Linked DNA regions of Mus musculus: region 1 is linked to region 2. Evidence: chromatin loops called from intact Hi-C (ENCODE). Cell type or tissue: gastrocnemius. All regions are shown on one strand.

The links. A loop is a pair of places that touch in the nucleus more often than their neighbours do. Peaks named below come from ENCODE experiments on the same cell type or tissue, not always from the same donor. Only the 100,000 strongest peaks of a DNase experiment are listed, where the experiment ranks them.
Region 1: a loop joins it to region 2, with 4 times the contacts of the local background. A loop is called at or near these places in 27 of 42 quality-filtered maps.

What each region holds. Positions count from the first base shown.
Region 1 is chr17:43,884,498-43,892,497 of GRCm38, reverse strand. The region is part of intron 2 of Rcan2 (regulator of calcineurin 2); the gene reads right to left. Among named protein-coding and RNA genes, the nearest start is that of Rcan2, 87 kb to the right of the region's middle. In gastrocnemius, no CTCF peak of the experiment used is centred here; a DNase peak (open chromatin) is centred at 4,402.
Region 2 is chr17:44,126,502-44,134,501 of GRCm38, reverse strand. No RefSeq gene overlaps it. Among named protein-coding and RNA genes, the nearest start is that of Enpp4, 25 kb to the right of the region's middle. In gastrocnemius, CTCF peaks have their summits at 3,856 (motif pointing right) and 6,507 (motif pointing left); DNase peaks (open chromatin) are centred at 3,869 and 4,915.

The DNA of each region.
Region 1 (8,000 bases), 240 kb after region 2:
GTCCTGCACATCTCTGCAATCTTATTCTTTATCTCACTGATTATTTCCCAGCTGGAGACCATGGATACTCAGAAGCTAACATCCTGGTCCTGTGTCTATGTTTAGATAAAACAAAGTATGAGAGAGAAGCCATTACTCTTGATATAAGCCCTACTGGCTTGAAACGTTAATCTTTCTAATTTCATAACACCCAAAAGTTACACCCAAGGTGCAAGATAAAGGTGATTTGCTATTATAAAGTAAGTGTCAGGGTATATTTTGTTCATGCTGGTATGTTTGTGTGTGTCTGTGTGCATGTCTGCGTGTCTTTGTAGCTGTGTGTGTGCTCACACATACATGTGCACCCACTCTTGTGTGTGAGCAGGTATGCACATTTGTGTGGGTATGCATCTTCATATAGAAAAAGCCAGAGTACATTGGTATTATTACTTAGGAGACATCTAATTTGAATTTTGGACAAGGTCTTTCGGTAGCCTGGAGCCCAATACAAGTACTTACAGTCATGGCTTACCATCATGTTTTTTTATTTGGGTACTGGGGTTTGAACACATCTCCTCATGCTTAGATAGCAAGCCATTTACTAAAAGATATCTCTCTCAAATCTGACAGCTGTTATTAGTTTGTACAACATGTATCCCCAAGATGCCACTAGAGAGACTTATTAGCCATATATTAAATCTTTAGGTGTGGGTTTGGATAAAATTATTCTAGAAACTTGATGGAAATCACAAAGCATAAAATATAGCTTGGAAGAATATTTCCAGGGTATGAACCAAATATATTCTTTTTTTTATATCAACCTATTCTTTTTAAAGTCAACATAGCTAAACTGTTAGGTGTAGAAGGGTGCAGATATAGAAAAAGGCTAACCAGGAAGTTAAGTGGAGGTCAGAGTTCAGGAACTCTGAATGTCATGGGACTAGACAGACTGTTCAGCCCAGTGCTACATACTGTCGCCTTTGGAAGAACAGCGACAGGAGCAAGCCAGGGAAGATGGGTAGACTGTTTATCTCACTCTTCCACAAGAGCGGTAAGGATAAATGCACTTTCCAGAATTTTGAATGCTTTTATCTTCTGTAGAAAAAGCAATTACGTTCTCAAAAGTGTACTGCCAAGAATAAACAATAACTAAACACAAGCCCCGTTGCATCAAGAGACAGCATGTCAGTAGATCACTACCTAGCTCCCGCTGCTGTTTTATAGCAGCCTTGGGGGGACTTGGAAGAGAGGGGTCTCCAAGCAGACTCGAGTCTGAAAAAAATCAGACACAGTATCTAATTTTCCCAAACAAACCCACTCCTCTCAAATTTCCGTAAAGCTATGCAATACACAGGCAGCTAATTCTTGGTCTGGTCTTATCTCTTTAGTTGCAACTATGTTTCTTAAAGAGATACAGCCCTGCTTCAGCCATCACCCTGCCTTCCTAGCATTAAGGATGGTAACCGGGAAGCAGCGGCTGGAGGTTTAGTGCATTTGGAAGCAAATATTTCTGTCAGGATTTCTTTTTATTTATTTAGGTTTTTTGTTTGTTTTTGTTTTTGTTTTAATGCTTACAAATGAGTCAGAGGGAGACAGAGCTAAAAGCCCTGCTTTCAGCCACTTCTTTGCCTCAACAGAGATTGACTGTGACTGCTGTGAGTGATGCCTTTTCCACTTACCAAAGCCAATTCCGTGGATGGTGCATAAATTATCAGGGAAATTATAGCATCAACCGTATCACTTATTGTCTTTCGTGTGTAGGCACCGTGTTCGTTACTTGGTGGCTTGAAAATTTAGCAAAAGGTGTGAATAGTTTCTTTAACATAAAAAAAAAAAGTTTAGTTTTTCTAAAAGAAAAATGGAGGTTTTCAACAGGAAAATAGGTGCTAAGTGAAGGAATGATATTATACCCAAAAGCAGAGGCCTTCTAAACCATCAAGGTCTGACTTCTGTAGCCAAGGACTGTAAGGTGTGTGATAACTATTCCTGTCAGCTCCTACCAATAAATCTCTCTACAGCCAGAAAGTGATGAGCAGCTAGGGAGGAGGCTGTGAGGCACCAATCAGGGGCTGGGCCGTGTTCAGCATCTGTAAAACCAACACAGGGGTAGCTCCTGCTTAGCATTTTCAGAGTAACTAAGTTGAAGTTAAAAGATACAAAACCGATAGAATCAAGTCGACAACAGCATACAACACTATTTTTTTTGTATTCATTAATTTACATCATTTTGTGAATTTGATAAGTGTGTTATGTGTGCATGCAAATTCATGTGTACAGTGTTGTAACGGTGTTATGGCGTGTGTCTGGAGACCAGAGGACAACCCTGGATGTTTGTCCTCACTGTTAACCTTGTTTAAACAGGGTCTCTTGTTCACTGCTGTATATGTCGGGCTAGTGGGCCTGTAACTGTAGAAAATTCTCCTGTCTCTGACTTCTATCTGGCCTGAGGTTGCAAATGTATACATACTATCATGCCTGACTTTAAATAGCTTCCGGAATTTGAACTCAGGTCCTCACACAGATGCAGAAAGCATGTCCTCACTGACCCATTATCCCCTTAGCTCTACACTGTTAGTGTTTAAAAGCACATGCCCTGCCTACGTGGCAACCTCTCATCTCAAAACCTTAGCAGATATAGAGCCTTGGTATCTCAGCAGACAGAAAGTAATGCTTTCAACTAGTTAAAAAGATGAGAATGCAACTCACCAGAGAGTCCCAGGAAGACTCAGGCAGAGGCAGCATCTGCAGAAAGCTCATGGACAAATAGCCCCAAGAACAGGAAAGTACAGCCCTCTGTTCACAAGATGAAAGAGCTCCCCTTGCTGTGAGCATTGAACATTTTCAGGCAAAATTGCCTCGAAGGATGGAAGGATGTGGGTTTAAAACTCCACGTGGACTACAGGAAAGGAGTCGAGGAAAAGAGTGATAATAACATATCACATGTGTGCTGCCTCTATGCACCAATGTTCTCATTTGTCTCAGGGAATTTGTGCTTGGGGAAAGTTATTTAACAGGGCAGGACCCTACATCGGTTAATAATCAAAGCGAGGCATCCCCAGACATGCCCACAGGACAGTGTGAGGTAGATAATTCCTCAACTGAGGGTTTCCTCTCAGCAGCTCTAGTCCTCAACAAGTCAACATGTAAAGCTAACAAGGACAGTGAGATACATGTAAATAGATGATATAGATATAGGCACAGGTACAGGTACAGGTACAGGTACAGGTACAGATACAGATACAGATACGGATACGGATACAGATACAGATATAGATATGGATAGCTGTGGTCATCTCCTTGGACCAGGAACACCAGCATTAGTAACAGCAGGAGACTATGAGGCATCCAAATGATTGGGACTCTGAGCAGACCATCCAAGTCAGAATCCCTAGGACTGTGTTTTAACAGACGGATGAGTTGATTCATAGTAATAGATAAAAATAAAGGAAATGGAGAGAGATAGACACAGGGGTGGTCATCAGTTAGGAGCACATATTGCTCTTGCAAAAGACCCAGATTCAACCCCAGCAGCAACATCAGGAGGCTCGCAACCACCTATGTATTTACAACTTCAACTCTAGGGTTGGTATCTGACCTAAGCATACCTACATTACACACACACACACACACACACACACACACATTATTAAAAATAAAAATGTAGTCAGGCATAGTGATGCACACCTTTAATCTCAGCCCTTGAGTGACAGGGATAGGCAGATCTCTGTAAGTTCAAATCCAGACTAGCAAGATCTACATAGCGCATGCTCAGCCAATCAGTGATGCACAGTAAGACCTAGTCCCAAACAAACAAAACAAGGACAACACCTCGATAAAAGTAAAATGGAGATGAAGTAATCTTAGAGAGAGGGCTTTGGAAGCATGCCTTTAAGGGAAGAAAACAAAAGGGGAAAGGATCAACTAAAGGCCATATACAAATCAAAGCATCATTACATTCCAAATGACTGTAACCACACACAAGGAGTTAAAGGTAACAATGTTCTGCTCATCCAGGAAGTCGCAGCACAGAACTTTCAAGGTCATCTGAATGCTATAGTGATGTTTTCAAAACCTATGTTATTATGATATTCAGGAGATAAGCTGTTTATAAGAAAATATTGCTAAGGAGTTTCTGATAAGAGTCCTAGATTCAGAAGTGTTTTGTTTCCTAGTCTACCTTTGTTAGGTTCATTGATTGTGTCCCTGTGACTTCCTGAAGTGCAGTGCTCTTCCTGGAGGGATACCCACACCGTTCATCCCGTGTAACTTCGCTCAGGTACTTGTATTCAGGTTTGGAACATCTGATATGGAGCCAAACAGCTGTCATAGCTGCAGGCTTTTGCAGCCACCCACTGCATGTGGGACCAGATGCCAAGCTCCTCACAGGGCAACGTGGGTTCCATCTGTCCTGCTCTGGGTGGCAGACACTAATTAGCTATGGTCTGGCCTCCCTCTAGTGCAAAAGCAAAGTTGACTGCGTTGCCCTTCGCATAGAGAGGATCCTCCACCGTTCTTTGGGTGATGAAGTCTATATGATTAAAACCTTCTGGAGTTTATAAAAAAATTAAAAATAGAGCTACAATATGACCCAGTATACCACCCTTGGCAGGGACCCAAAGAACACCATACCTCACCACAGAGATTCTTGGATATCTGTGTTCAATCACAGTGTCAAGGAAATTAAACCAGCCAAAGTGTCCATCAACAGACACATAGATAGTGGAAATGTATATGTACATGATTAAATTGTACTCAGCCTTGAGTAAAATGAAATGTGTAGGGAGATGAGCTGGTCTGAGGAGTATAGTGAGTGGGGCCATCTAAGCCCTAAAAGACAAATACTGCATGCTCTCTCACGAGAGAATCTCAGTCTGTACACAGGCATGAACACAACTGGGGGTAAATGTGCTTCAAGCCCGAAGAACTAGAAAAGAAGCCAAGAAAAAGTAACATGAAACCCCAAGGAAGGAGGTGGGGACAAAAGGTTACATGTGACTTTAAACTGGAAAAGAGGCCAGAGCGAGGATGAGGATGAGAGAGCAGATGACTGGAGGAAGAGGGGGAGGAAAATGTGGAGAGGGAGGGGCAGAAGAGAGGAGGTACTGGAGAGGAGGGAGAGGAGGGGAGGGGGAGAAAAGAGGAGAGGAGGGAAGAGGGAGGGGGAGAGTAGAGGAAGGGAGGGGCAGGAGGGAGAGGAGAAGATGGGGAGGAGGGAAAGGAGAGGAGGGGAGGGGGAGGAGGAAGAGAAGAGGAGGGGAGGAAGGAGAGGAGGGGAGGGGGAGATGAGAGAAAAGGAGGGGGAGGGGAGGGGAGAGGAGGAAAGGGGAGGGCAAGGAGGGAGGGAAGAGGAGAGGAGGGAGGGGAGGAGGGGGAGGGGGAGGAGAAGGGGGAGGAGAAGGGGGAGGAGAAGGGGGAGGAGGAGGGTGAGGAGGAAGGTGAGGAGGAGGGGGAGGATGATCTCCTAAGACACACTTTGTTTGACTCTGCCATGCTGATATCTAAAGCTTTTGACCACTAACTTTAAAAATTAATTTAATTAAAAAATATTCCCAGCATTGTTCAGTAGTGATGATGGCCGAGCATTGCGTACAATGACCAGGATTATGGTGTGATTCCTGACATCTAAGCTGAGCAACTCTGGCAATGCCCAGGGAGAAGGAAGCCCAGGCCCTAAGCTTCTTTGCCTTTTTTGTTTTCTATTTAATATTTTTTTTACCAGAATTGAGTTATTCAGCCATATAGAATCACAAAATAATAAGGACTAGAAGAACTGTTGGCTGAAGCTTGGCAGAGAAAGGGAAACTTCTCCCTCCTTGCTGACTGCCATTTTCCCAGCAGGAGCTGGTTGAGATGGGGTCAGCTTCCCCAGCACACCCACTCTTGAGCTCACTCCTGCATTATTAGGCTCTTGTCAGTCAAGGAAATCAAGGCAGAGCAAAGAAACTACCTGTCACTGAGTAAAATCCCGCCTTGGGACTCATTCCAAGGGCCATGAATTTCACCGGTTTTATCCAGTGGCTCACACCCCAAGCTCCTTTGCTTCCCTCTAGGCTGTCCTTTTAAATTAACCTAATAAAATGGAGCTCGTGTGTGCTGTCTTATTTGTCTTCCCTGGGAGAGTCTTTAGCAACCGAAACCATAAATCTCAGTGATTCTGTCGGAAGAAAGAGAATGCTTTAAATAACGCCTCAAGACACTTATCCAATTCAAGTCCTATTAAGTTCCTTTGTTTACAACTGAGCACGTATATATGAAAGCAGTAGCTGAAAATCGTGTTTATTAGATATAGAGGTCACCAACCAAAATGGGAAATATTACAGCCCAGTTCCCTCGCATGATTAACCTCTTTTGGGAGGTCTATCAATTCCCCCCAATGAGCTTTCAAAGCCACTTAATCAACTTGATCATCAGTTAAAGTCATGAGTCTCATTGACTTCTGTGGTGTCGTGTTCGTAAAGTACAATACAAGTGCATGCAAGAGTCTGCGAATTCATTCACCCGCAACAAAAGACTAGACTCTCTAGGTGTGGTGGCGCACACCTTTAATCCCAGCACTCGGGAGGCAGAGGCAGGTGGATTTCTGAGTTTGAGGCCAGCCTGGTCTACAGAGTGAGTTCCAGGACAGCAAGGGCTATACAGAGAAACCCTGTCTGGAAAAACCAAAAAAAAAAAAAAAAAAAAAAAAGACTAGACTCTGGAGCTGGAGAGATGGCTCAGGGGGTGGGAGTTAAAGAACATGAGCTGCTCTTCTTGAAGAACTGATTTTCCCGGTTCCCAGAACCTACATCAGTTGGTTCACAATCACCTGTGACTCTGGCTCCAGGGAATCTGAGTCTCTGAATCCCTTGGGCACCTACATACACACTCGTAGTACAGGTGTTGAATTCCCAGTACCACACAAAGCCTGGTGGCCATGGCAGGCCACCTACAATCCAGTTCTCACAGCCTGAGCTGGGGTCTCCCAGGTAAGCTGTCTAGCTGGAGTAACCAAACCTGGGAGGCTCAGATTCAATGAGATGCCCCTTCTCTGTAAAGTGAAGAGCAATTGAAGAGGGCACCCAGCATTAACATGTGGCCTCCACATGCCTCTATATGGACATGAGTGGGCACACACACACACACACATGCACACATACATGTAAACTCTTACACTTGAACATGCATGCATACTGCATACACTTACATGCATAAAGAGAGCAAGAGAGGTAGAGTGTATTTGGCAGCCACAGAAGCATCAGATCTCGCAGGGAGCTTATGTCCCACACACCCATGTCTCCCTCCTTTCCCACTCATAGGACGTCTGTCGCTTGCCAGGAACAGTGCCACTATTTTATTATTTTCCCTCATAGTTCTTACCTATGTCTTGTTGTTGTTTGAGTCAGGAGGAAACCTAGGGCTTCATGCATGCACTTGGCAAGTACGCTACCATCGGGATGCCTTTCCACTTCCCCTTTTCTTGTTAATATCTATCTATCTATCTATCTATCTATCTATCTATCTATCTATCTATCTAACTATCTATCTATCTATCTATCATCTATCTATCTATCTATCTATCTATCTATCTATCTATCTATCTATCTATCTATCTATCTATCTAATGTAGGGGTTATACAAACCAGTCCTGAACACATTCTGTAGCCCAGGCAGGCTTTGAACTTGTGATCCTCCCGCCTCAGACTTCAAAGCAGCTGGCATTACGTACAGGCTGGTACCACCAGGCCAAGCTTTCTAAATTCTATATCTTTTTCAGTCTATATTAAAGGCAATAACATACCTTTGGCCTATTTTTTTAAGATGTGTATTTATATGAATTTATCCTGTGATGGCAAATTTTGTATGACAGGTGACTAGAATAAGGATAGCAGAGAGATGGCATGGCATTATGTATGTGTGGCGGTTGGTATGGGCCCATAGACTCATATGTTTGAATGCTTGGCCCATAAGTAACTGCACTATTGGGAGGTGTGACCTTGTTGGAGGAAGTATGTCACTGTGGAGGTGGGCTCTAAGGTCTCATA
Region 2 (8,000 bases):
TACTGACCCCATACAAGAGTTCCCCACAAGTTAGTGGAGGACTATAAGTCAGTGTAAACCGGTCTGCTTGCGTCTGAATTCAGCACTTTTTCTATTCTTTTTGCAAATACAGCTCTTTGTCATGAATTCCACGCAGCCCAGCTGCCCAGCCAAGGAACCGATTTCATTTACAGCTCTTATCTGGAACCTCCAGTAGGTGATTAAATGGCAGAAGGAAAAGAAGATAAGTGCCTGTGGGCTCATCAATACAGACCACACCAAATGAGATTCAAACATTTGTAGCTTTGGTTTTTATCCCCACCCTACTCCATCCCTCCATCCCTCCATTGTACATGGTTGTCCACAGTCGACAGATGTCCTCTGTGATGCTCTTATGCACGGGATTCTTAACTGAGCTCTAAACAACAGAAATAGAAGATCACTATCCTGGGAAGACAAAGGAAATCCTAACAGCACAGAGCTAGCTATGTGAGGTCTTGGGTGCAGTTGAGCTTAGCTTGAGTTGAGGAAGTTGTAGTGCTCATACACGTGCATAGAACACAGAAATGATCTCCTGACTTATTCAGAAAAGAGAAAGGGCTGCCTGATCTGACTCTACCTGATACCTACAATTCCACTGGGCTCAGGATGCATGTCCATTATAAGCTATCCCTTACTCCGTCTCACATTCTCTCTCTCTCTCTCTCTCTCTCTCCCTCTCTCTCTCTCTCTCTCTCTCCCCGTGTGTGTGTATGTGTGTGTGTGTGTGTGTGTGTGTGTGTGTGTGTGTGTGTGTGTGTATGCCTACATAGATATTCATGTGGGTGTGGGCATATTTGTTCAGGTGCTCAGACATGTGTATGTAGATGCATAGGGAGGCCAGAGTCTGATGTCATATCTTCCTCCACTGCCTTCTGTCATACTTGTTGCAACAAGTGTCTCTCACTGAACCTGGAGCTCATGAATTTGGATAGACTGACCGATCACTAAGCTCCAGAAGTCTGCCTGTCTCCACTTCCCCAGCTCTGGGTTAATGGCTACATCAGTACCCCGCTTTCCTACAGCTACATCTAGCTTTTGCATGAGTGTTCAGGATCTGAACGCATGTCCTCATGCTTGCATCTTACCAACGGAGTCACCTCCCAAGGCCACACCTTCCAAACAGTACCCACTGGGAACCAAGGCCAAGTCTATGGGGAACATGTCATTCAAACCAGCTCTCATAGCAACCTTGTAGACACCCTTGTAGGTTGTAATCACAATGCATTACTCAGGTGTCTGTGGGGACACTGGTGTAGACAAACCCACTGTATAGCAAGCGATATGAAAAAGCAGTATATATAATTGTGTAAAGTAGATAGTACCTGGTAATAATAATAAATGACTATGTTACTGGTTTATGCATTTGTTATACGATAATTTTGTGATTGTAGAGTGTATGTTCTCTACTTAAAAAATAAAATAAAATCTTTCTATAATACAATCTGCCCTGTTAGCAAGCTCACACATGTTATGTTTCTGAGTTCTCTTAGTGGGCCACATTTCAGGAGTGTCTAACCATTTGGTACTATGATAATGTTGTCAGCTACAAGTGTGTTGGGTGGCATTTATTTCATCGAATACAGCTTGGCCACAAGTTACCCTACATCATGTAGATTTGTGTAAATAAAGTCTATGGACATTCATACTATGGAGAAATCATCCAATGGTGGTTGGTTCAGAATTTCTTCTCCTCACTACAGGTGTGCAGGGAGACCGCACAGCTGCCTCTTGGAGAGTCTGTTGTGGAATTCTTCAGATTGGGGGAGGGGGAGTGTTTCATGACAGGGTTTCTCTGTGTAGTCCTTGCTGTCCTGGAACTCACTCTGTAGACCAGCCTGGTCTCAGAGATCTACCTGCCTCTACCTCCCAAATGCTGGAATGTGGAATGTGCCATCACTTCCTGGCTAGACATTTTTTTTTTAATATGAAGAAAACTTTCTGTTTATAAAGGAGACTCACACACATACTATTTTTTAGATAGTGAACACTACATTGGGTGATGTGATTTGTAAATTTAGAATTTTTAAAGGTGGATTTGTGTTGCTGTTGCCAAGCCAAATGAAAATTTAAAAGGCAGAGGATGCTGTTAAGACTGCTCATCAAATCAGGCACTGAGAAGTAGAGCTTCCCTGTGCTAGCTAAGCTATGTGCCCTTCCCAGATGCCAATGCTGTGGTTCCTTAGAAAACACGGATTTACGACCACAGCTGGGAGTCCACCCACTGTAAGGCATGACACATTCAGATGGTGGACAATCTCACCTTCCAGGTAGTGTGCTCAACTGCTATACATATGCAACATTTTCAAGCAGCATAAACAAGCCGAAAGGACAGATGGTACAAATAATGAAACTGAAGTATAGAAAAAGATTGTTTACCAAGACATTTTATGTGAGTGTGGGTGTATGTGCATGTGTGCATTCTTCAGAGAGAGGGGGGGTGCTCATGAGTATTTGAGTACATATGTGATGTATGTACGTAGTATGTGTGCTTTGTACAAGTGTGTGACTGTGTGTGATTTATGCACATGTGTATATGATATGTAGACATGCGAGTGTGATGAATGCATATGAGCGTGTCTATGATGTATGCACATGAGTGTGTGGATACACGTGTGTGTGCAGTCCAGAGCAGGCTGTCCCCTCTAGTCCTCTACTGCTCCTACTGTCTGTCTTGCTACTTTGAGACAGGGTCTCCCAACGAACTTGGAGCTTATCATTTGTTCTCGGCTGACTGGCCAGGAAGCTCTTGGGGCCACACCTGTCTCTTTGCCAAAGCCAGAGGCACCAGCATTCAGTCATGCCTAAGCCATGTGTGGATGCATAAAATTCCAACCCAAGTCCTCATCCTGGCAAAGAAAGCACTCTTACCCACTGAGCTACCTTCCTGCTCCTGAGATATTTCACTTAGTAAAAGTTGTGTAGACATAGGGAGACAGACCTTCACATTGTTTTAGCAACAGGAAATGTGGGATAGGGGTACTTGAGTTCAAATGCAGGTGCTGCCACTCGCAGCCCTGAGGACTCCTGGTCACAATCCTCTAAACTTTCATAATCATTTTTATGAAAATGGAATATCCTCCTCAAAGCATTGATGGGAAGAATAAGTGCAATCTACATTTAAAATCTTAGTATCCAGCAGACTGCATAGGTGTTCTGTGCTAGTATTTTACAACTAAGCACCACCCAGAGTAACATAAGACTTCCAAAAGAGAAAAAAAATGATGGAGAAGTAGGATAATTAATCATAGCATGTTAGCATGTAGCTGCAACCACGTTTCAGGGTGTCAAGCTGATTAGTATGCATTTGGAAACTTACTCTCCTTCAGTCAACCAATCCCTACTAATCATGGTGATTGAAATTTGCACGTTTCAATAATTTCAATCTTCACAAAGTCAATCACAGCCATCATTTCTCATGATGTGCATAGGAACACATAAAATAGGCGGACATATCCAGACCCACTTAAAGACAGGGTTCCGCCAGGGATGAGCCTGAGCCTGCGCTCGTGGTATTTAGGGCACTGGGCCTGTCAGGATGACACTGAATTTTCAGTGCTTACACACACACACACACACACACACACACACACACACACACACACACACACACACACGTATGTGTGGGTGCTTTCCTAAAAGTGTGTTGTCTAAAAGTCAGCCTCAAAATACCACATGCTATAGTTGATCCATGGTGATGGATAATGCACTGAAATTAATGTGAAGATGGTCATTTAAAAAAAAGCAAAACCAAAAACAAATGCAAACGTTTGAAAGAATCATGTTCATATCACTCCAAAAACTGAGAACATCTGGTGCATCAGCTTCCAGAGTCCACGAGGGGGCGCCATTGTCCACCGTATCTGATCTAGCCCCCTAAATCTTGACTACTACTGCTTAAAAACTGTCTCAGAATGTAGTCAACCTTGGGGCTTTCCCCCTAGGTAATTCTGCTTTAAGGAGGGCATCTTCAAGATCTAAACGTTGTTAAACATGTTTGATCGGTGTAAGTCGTGTTGCTTTAGGAATCAGTTTTACTTACAATTCATTTAACAACTCATATTTTAAACGTTTTTAATGTGTGTGTGTATGTATGTATGTGTGAGGAGGGATGAATGTGTGATTATGTGTATATACATTCGTGTGGAGGCCAGAGATTGGTGTTGGACACATTCCTCTCTCCACCTTATTTATTTATTTATTTATTTATTTATTTATTTATTTATTTATTTATTTTGTGGACGCTGATTGGCTACGCTGGCTGGGCATGGAGCTAGGAACATCTATGTCATGTTTTGTTGTGTTTCCCTGTCCCTAAGCCCCAGTTCTTGGGTTATAAATGGGTTATAAATCCCACACATGGCCTTTATGTGGTGGCAAGGTTCGGAACCCTGGCACTCAGGCTTTGGGAGCAGACATTTTACCACTAAGACATCTCCCCAGCCCCTGCCTTTAAAAACTTTTAAAGAGATAAAATTGTGTATACTTATGGTGTACAACATAGTGTGTGTGTGTGTGTGTGTGTGTGTGTGTGTGTGTGTGATGGGTAAATACGCTTAGCTTAGTTTATAGACATTCTATTCTGTGTGGTAAGAACACTTAAACCATGTTCTCCAATCAATTTTCCAACATATAATAATTTCTTATTAACTCTAGTCCCCAAGTGGTACAACAGACCTGTTTAGTTGCTTTCAAAGGTGCCAGGGCAAAATACCTGATTAAGGCACCGGACGGGAGCCAGAGGATCCACTTTGGCTCCTTGCTGCAGGTATGTCTGAGCTGCAGCCTGTGGGCTGCATGCAGCCTGACAGCAATAACCATGGCCTGACACAACCGTAGATGACAGCACCCTGGATGCCCCTGGCAGGCGGCACAGTCTGTTACGGCAAGGAAGGCATGAGGCATGACATGGGAGTGGTTTATGTCTGTGGCAAAAAGACCTTGTTCACATCCAGGGATATCAAGATACTGAAACGTCCTGTGTCTACGGTTAATTTTAGGACCCCGGCCCATTACGCTGTAGCGCCCACAACCTTCCCTCCCTGGGCCCCGGAAACACCCTCAGACACAACCAGAGGTGTGTTGCCTAGGCGGTATCAAATCCAGTCAGGCAGACAATGAAGAGTAACTGTTATAAGACCATATATGAGTTCGTTCTCTGTCGTTGTGGTCAAATATCAGCTTAGAGAAGGAAGTGTTTGTTTTGGCTTACAGTCCACAGTCCACCACAGTGGGGAAGCATGATGGCTGATGGCGGGCAGGGAGGAAAATGTGTATCAGGCATGGTGGCACAAGCAGGGAGCTGAGAGATCACACTATTTATTTATTTATTTATTTATTTATTTATTTATTTAAAATTATTTTTTACACTCCATATTCCATTCCCCAACACACACCCCCCATCCACCCTCTGACTGCTCTACATGCTATACGTCCTCCTCACCCTGTCTCCATGTGGATGCCCCCACCCCACACACCACCTGATCTCTAAACTCCCTGGGGCTTCCAGTCTCTTGAGGGTTAGGTGCATCATCTCTGAATGAACACAGACCCAGCAGTCCTCTACTGTATGTGTGTTGGGGGTCTCATATCAGCTGCTGTATGCTGTCTGTTTGGTGGTCCAGTGTTTGAGAGATCTCCAGGGTTCAGATTCATTGAGACTGCTGGTCCTCCTACAGGATCGCCTCCTCCTCAGCTCCTTTCTGCCTTACCTAATTCAACAACAGGGGTCAGTTGCTTCTGTCCACTGGCTGGGTGCAAATATCTGCATTTGACTCTTTCATCTGTTTGTTGGGTCTTTCAGAAGGCAGTCATGATAGTTCCCTTTTTGTGAGCACTCCATAGTCTCAGTAATAGTGTCAGGCCTTGGGACCTCCCCTTGAGCTGGATCCCACTTTGGGCCTGTAGCTGGACCTTCTTTTCTTTAGTCTCCTCTCCATTTCCATCCTTGTAATTCTTTCAGACAGGAACAATTATGAGTCAGAGCTGTGACTGTGGGATGGCAACCCCACCCCTCACTTGATGCCCTGTCTTCCTGCTGGAGGTGGGCTCTATAAGTTCCCTCTTCCTACTGGGAGAGGCATTTCATCTAAGGTCCCACTCTTTGAGTCCTGAGAGTCTCTCACCTCCCAGGTCTCTGGTGCATTCTGCAGGGTTCCCCCAACCTCCTATTTCCTGAGGTTGCCTGTTTCCATTCTTTCTGCTGGCCCTCAGGGCTTCAGTTCTTTTCCCTCACCCAATACCAGACCAGGCTCACCTCTTCCCTCCACTCCTTACCTACCCCTGTCCACTTTCTCTCCAGGTCCCTACCTCCCTCCCCACTTGTGATTGCTTTCTTTTCCCTCCCAACACATTTTAAAACACAAACATGAAGCAGAGAGCTGTAAGTAGGTCCATAGGTTGAGACTATGAACTCTCAAAGCCTTTACCAAATGATGTACTTCCACCAAGACTGTGCTACTTCGGCTGACATCGCCCCCTACTGGCAATCAAGAGTTCAAACCTGAGCCTATGGGGAACACTTCTCATCCAAGCCGTCACAGACTGCTTGAACTGCTGCCTCCCACCTGAAGCTTTGTATCATTTCACCAACGCGTCCTCACGGGAACCCCTTCCCCAGGGGCTGACAGCCACGATTACATTCTCTGTTCCGGACATTTTGTGTTTTACAGTCTACACAGAAGCGAGTGCATATAAAACAGGGTTTCGGAGCCTGGTTTAATACACTTAGAGCAATGTCTTCCAGGTTCAACTATGTAGTTCGAAATGACAAATTTTTTTTTAATTTAAAAAACCAATGAGTTCGAGGCCAGCCGGGTCTACAAAGTGAGTTCCAGGACAGCCAGAGCTATACGGAGAAACCCTGTCTCGAAAAACGAAAGAACCAAAAAACCAAAAAAAAAAAAAGCCAAAACAAAACAAAACAAAACAAAACAAAACAAAACAAAAAACCCAAACCAAACCAAAAACAACCCAAAACTAATAAGGCTGCATTTGTTTGAACACAATGAATTTGCTTTATCCATTCACCTCTTGGTAGAAACATAGGAGAATTCTTGATCTTGTCTATTATGAACAATGCTGTAATACAACATGGAAGTGAATATATATATATTCTTGGTAGACCTTAAAAGATATCTATTCACTCCAGCTAGCTATCAAAATATCTATTTGATGACAGACCAAAGAATTGTTACCCCCAAGTCTAGGTCAATGGGCCTGTGAGTTTCCTGGGGTTACTTACAGGAGTGTGGGTGAAGGGTAATTTACAAAGGTATGGATGACTCTGTAACAACCCCATGACATAAAAGCCCATGCCAGCATGGGTGATGATTTATGGAAGCTCTCCTTAGCTCCATGCTCAATTTGTAGTCAGCTCCACAGGAGAATCTCTGTTCCTCCAAATCACTACGGATGATGCAGCTCTGCTGAGAAGCCTTGTGGACCTTGATACTCTCTGAGCTTCCCAAACCATGGCTTTACATGTTTGCTTAGCCTCTGGCGCCTCACACACCTTTCTCCTACCCACAGAAGGCAGCATATCAATGTAGAGGAAATAGCTAAGCAACCACCTACCAAACGGATTGTGTTACATACATCTATCTATCTATCTATCTATCTATCTATCTATCTATCTATCTATCTATCTAGAAACTTTATTTATATTGTTTTTATTGGATATTTTATTTATTTACATTTAAAATGTTATCCCCTTTCCTGGTTTCCCCTCCAGAAACCCCTATCCTGTCCTCCCTGCCCCTGCTCTGTGAAGGTGTTCCTTCAACCACCCACCCACTCCTGCCACCCTGCCCTGGCATTCCCCTACACTGGGACATGGAGCCTTCACAGGACCAACGGCTGCTTCTCCCATTGTACTGCTTCTCACAGCGGCTGTGCTAATTTCCATCCCTGTCAACGGTGCACACAGGCTCCTTGCTTTCCACATTCTCCACTCCGTCTATCTCCTATGACTTTGGGAAGAT